Linked DNA regions of Homo sapiens: region 1 is linked to region 2. The links are chromatin loops, found by intact Hi-C in ENCODE. Cell type or tissue: natural killer cell. All regions are shown on one strand.

Region 1 (2,500 bases), 570 kb before region 2:
GAAAGCAGGCCAGAGTGTCCCTCAAAATATGAGAAATCACTGGAAGAGAGAGCCAGAATGGGACCTAAGACAGAAGCCACCACCAGGCACCCTTAAGGCAGGACAGTTGCAATGGTTACTTGGAATACTTCCGGCTAGGAGTGGTGTTGCGGGAAGTCAGGGACCCCAAACAGAGGGACCGGCTGAAGCCATGACAGAAAAACGTGGATTGTGAAGATTTTATGGACATTTATTAGTTCCCCAAATTAATACTTTTATAATTTCTTATACCTGTCTTTACTGCAATCTCTAAACATAAATTGTAAAGATTTCATGGACACTTATCACTTCCCCAATCAATACCGTTGTGATTTCCTATGCCTGTCTTTACTTTAATCTCTTAATCCTGTCAACCAAGGAGGATGTATATGGCCTCAGGACCCTGTAATAATTGCATTAACTGCACACATTGTACAGGATGTGTGTTTGAGCAATATGAAATGTGGGCACCTTGAAAAAAGAACAGGATAACAGCAATTGTTCAGGGAATAAGAGAGATAACCTTAAACTCTGACTGCTGGTGAGCCAGGCGGAACAGAGCCACATTTCTCTTCTTTCAAAAGCAAATAGGAGAAATATCGCTGAATTCTTTTTCTCAGCATGGAACGTCCCTGAGAAAGAGAATACGCACCAGGAGGTATCAGCTTATAAACAGCACCCCTGGGCGTGGCCTGTCTCTTATGGTCGAGACTGCAGAGATGAAATATACTCCAGTCTCCCATAGCACTCCCAGGCTTATTAGGAAGAGGAAATTCCCACCTAATAAATTTTGGTGAGACCGGTTGGTCTCAAAACCCTGTCTCCTGATAAGATGTTATCAATGACAATGGTGCCCGAAACTTCATTAGCAATTTTAATTTTGCCTCGGTCCTGTGGTCCTGTGATCTTGCCCTGCCTCCACTTGCCTTGTGATATTCTATTACCCTCTTAAGTACTTGATGTCTGTCACTCACACCTGTTCGCACACTCCCTCCCCTTTTGAAAATCCCTAATAAAAACTTGCTGGTTTTTGTGGCTTGTGGGGCATCACGGATCCTACCAACGTGTGACGTCTCCCCCGGATGCCCAGCTTTACAATTTCTCTCTTTTGTACTCTCTCCCTTTATTTCTCAAGCCGGCTGACGGTTAGGAAAAATAGGAAAGAACCTACGTGATTATTGGGGCAGGTCCCCCGATAGAGTGGCACATGATGGGCACAGGGCAGGCTTGGGAAATGGGGGGCCGTAAGGCCACAAGACATGTGGGCAGGTAGCCCAGAGTGTGTCTGGAACATCCTGTTTATTGGTCGGCAGTGACATCTACTGTCACATTTGAGAACTGCATCCACAGCCACATGACCTCCTGTGAAGACCTCAGGGCAAACTGGGGAAACCTGCCCTTCTTGGAAGGTGATACTAGGGGGGATGAGCAACACCTTTCTTGGAGGTTTGAATTCTTCAGGGCCCCTCCAGCATCTTGGTCTTCCTAATTCCTCCCTTGATCCCCCAGCCCTAGGGGTGGTAGCTTCTTGCAGTGTTTACCTCCGTGTTAATCTGGATTCTCTCTGTCTTCGGAGTTCTCTAATGCCTGGTTACCAATTCTTTATATCAAGTTCTCTCCGTTAAAATCATTGTGGTGGGGTCCATCCCATGGATATACATGGAGGTCTGTGTGACAATGTATAATCTTACTATTTGCAGTTATTACAAAACTGTCCTAGAAGACATGAATGCTTGTTAAAAGAAATCTTTTAAGTTTCCTAGACTTCAAAGACCGTTGCTATGCCCTGTGAAACATCGCCTATATCCTTTAACAGTTTGCAATTCGAATTGGTTACTTACTTAACATTTTGTTGCCCTGGTGATACAATTATGTTGACTCGTTATTGTGAGGTTACTTTGTTATTAACCATGATGAGGATTACTAGCACATACTTTTACTCCATATGTATAACACAACAATGTAGTAAAACCAATAACTCTTGGTTCTCTATTCAAAGTGTTTGGAATCTTTATTCTGTTTAAAACACTGATGACATTTGCCAATTTTTGAGTGTTCTTCATGTTACTGATTTGTAGGAGCTCTTTATATATTGCAGATTTAGTCTCTTACTGGTTATGTATGCTGCACCTGAGGAGTAGCAGCACTGCCAAGGACACTGAGTGTCTTGTCTGTGCAGAGCTTCACATGAAGCTGGAGAGAAGGGACTGGGGCAAGAGGGAAAGATAAAAAGGGGCAAGTAAGTAACAGAATGAATCCTTGTTGCTAATCTCCTGGCCCCCATCCCAGACCCTTCAGGGGATCCTGGCGATTCGAAGCAGCATAGCCTGATAGGCCTCTGGTGAGGGTGTTGGGAGGGTTTTCTTGGCCGCCTGTTCCAGGATGCTCAAGATGATGCTGTGGGCCTCCTGGCATAGCTCAGCACCCAGGAAAGCCTCCACTCGTCCACGCCATGCTGCCAGTCGTGGCCGTCCCTCAAACA
Region 2 (2,500 bases):
ATTTCCACCAACTCAGCACCCCTTTTTCTTTTTTGGTGGAGTAGGGGGCATGGAGACAAGGTCTTGGCTCTGTCATCTAGGCTGGACCAATGGCACAGCCATAGATCATGGCAGCCTTGACCTCCTGGGCTCAAGCCATCCTCCCACCTCAGCCTCCCGAGTAACTGGGACTATAGGCGTGCACCACCACCACACCCAGCTAATTTTTAAAATTTTTTATAGAGACCGAGTCTCACTATGTTGCCCAGGCTGGTCTTGAACTCCTGGCTTCAAGCAATCCTCGCACCTCGGGCTCCCAAAATACCAGGATTATAGACATAAGCCACTGTGCCCTGCCTCAGCAACCTTTTATAAGCAAATTGTATATGCAAATGTCCATTGTTATAACTGACTTTGCCCGGTGTGACTAAAAGACCACCAGGGCCTCTAATCCACCCAGACATGGGCTTTTGGCCTTGATCCTGTTTTCTGAGCATGGGTTCCTCAGTCTCGGATCCTTGTCAGACAAACAAGGTATTGGGCATGAGAGAGTCTCCTGACCTCTCTCTCCTCTTCCTGGGCAACTAGGATGAATGTAGGATTCCACCCAAATCAGAAGGGAGCCAAGAATGCTGGCCAACTCTTTTTAATAAGTATCCCAGGAGCAGTAAACCAAATGTTTTCTCATTAGACACTTCTTAGAAGCAGAAGCCTTCCCAACTTTGGTAATGGGCCTGAGCTCCTGTCAAGGCTTTTGGGAGTAATCCACCTTGGGAAAGGAGGGAGGGAGGGAGGGTGTGCTGGGTGTGAGCACTGTGGGTGGGCTTTCCAACTCCACCAGCCTCTGTATCCACGATGAGATGCCACATGGAGTAGACAGAACTCCAGGCCCATCCAGGAGCCCCTGGTTCAAATCCCAGCCTTTTCTACAACTGGCTAGTGACCTGGAGCAGGTCACTCCTCTCTGGGCTGTAGGATGCTCTTCTGGGGAGCAACAGGACCACGGGACTCCCCTTCTCCATCCTGCCTCAGCAGACCACACTTTCTGGATAGACAGGTCGAAGGGGTCACAGCAGCCAATGCTGGGCTGTATGAGTCATTGTAGCATCTGTGAACTTTGCCACAGTACTAGAATCAGTGCCAAGAGGTCACTGTCAACGAGCCTTCCTGATGCGTTCCTGCCCCATGACTGCCCTCCAGTGGCAAGAGGTGGTGGCGTGTAAGTGATGGGGATTTATAAAACCAGAACCTCTAAAGTACATCTGTGTTTTGCTTTCAGATGACGGGCAGGTATGAGATGTACGCACGGGAGCTCGCCGAAGCTGTCAAGTCCAACTACAGCCCCACCATCGTGAAAGAGTAGCCGGCTTCAGTGCCTGCCTTGGGGTGAGGAAGACACCTCTGCCCCAGTGGATTAGCAAGTGTGGCAGGCTTAACATGTCCAGGTTCTCCCCAATAACATTGTCCAGGTTGGTTTTAAAATTCCCAGGCAGGGGGAGAGTGGCATGGGGAGTGACTTCTTAATGGGTAAGGGGCTGCTTACTTCTGGGGTATTGGAAATGTTTGGGGACTAGGTAGAGGTGAATGTACTAAATGCCACTGAATTTGTATACTTCAGAATGTTTGTTATGTAAATTTTACCTCAACTAAAAAAAAAAATGCCCAGGTACTGCTTGTGCAGGTGGATTTGAGGTTAGGCAGATGATGCTGTCCATCCCGTACACCAGTGGGAAGAGGGTGAGGGCTGATCCAGAGACCCTGAGCCTACAGCAAGGCTGTGGTGGGTCGGATGGTCTTTGGATGTGTCAGCTTAGCTAGGCCACAGTCACCAGTAATTCAATCAGACACTAATCTAGGTATTTCTGTGAAGGTATTTTGTAGATGTGACAGAAGTCCATTCCCAATTGACTAAGTAAGTGAGATTATCTCAGATAATCTGGGTCAGCCTGACCTGATTAGTCAGAAGGCCTAAAGAACAGAGCTAAGGGTTTCCCTGAGGAAGAAATTCTGCCTGAGGACAGCAGCCCAGTGCTTGGCGAGAGTTCCTGACAGTCTGCCCTTCTGATAGCCTGCCTCACAGAGTTTAGACATGACTAGCCAGCTCCTACAATCACTGAAGTCAATTCCTTGCAATAAATCTCAATATATCCCCTACTGGTTCTGCTTCTCTAGTTGAATCTGACTGATACAGATTTTGGTGCCAAAAGTGGTTCTAGAAAAATAGAATCTTAAAGATGAGTTTTCTGCATTGGTTCTGGATTTTTTTAGAATTCTTCCCTAGTTTGATTGAACTTAAAGGCATCAATGACTCTATTTCCATAGAGTCAGGGTAAAGAGGGTAGTTGGTAGTCCATGGCATGGTGCAGCAATAGTTATTTATGTGCGAGACTAGCCATCAGCCATCAGTTTGTGCCCAGAGTTCCAGCCTGCCCTTTCTGATGGCTTGTCCTGTGGATATCAGACTTGCCTGACCAGATTCCATCATCATAGAAGGTAATTTGTTGCACTAAATCCTTTTATA

What was found. Peaks named below come from ENCODE experiments on the same cell type or tissue, not always from the same donor. Only the 100,000 strongest peaks of a DNase experiment are listed, where the experiment ranks them.
Region 1: it touches region 2 in a loop (12-fold over the local background); 2 of 110 quality-filtered maps call a loop at or near these places.

What each region holds. Positions count from the first base shown.
Region 1 is chr22:23,955,411-23,957,910 of GRCh38, forward strand. GSTT2B (glutathione S-transferase theta 2B) reads right to left here. Exons shown (of 5, transcript NM_001080843.4): 5 at 2,004-2,500. The coding sequence ends at 2,313. Among named protein-coding and RNA genes, the nearest start is that of GSTT2B, 4.5 kb to the right of the region's middle. RefSeq lists enhancers at 1-473, 474-1,081, 1,082-1,689. In natural killer cell, a CTCF peak has its summit at 1,371 (motif pointing left); a DNase peak (open chromatin) is centred at 1,341.
Region 2 is chr22:24,524,453-24,526,952 of GRCh38, forward strand. It overlaps UPB1 (beta-ureidopropionase 1), which reads left to right. Exons shown (of 10, transcript NM_016327.3): 10 at 1,259-2,500. The coding sequence ends at 1,342. Among named protein-coding and RNA genes, the nearest start is that of GUCD1, 29 kb to the right of the region's middle. RefSeq lists an enhancer at 1,287-1,466. In natural killer cell, CTCF peaks have their summits at 1,197 (motif pointing left) and 1,400; a DNase peak (open chromatin) is centred at 1,159.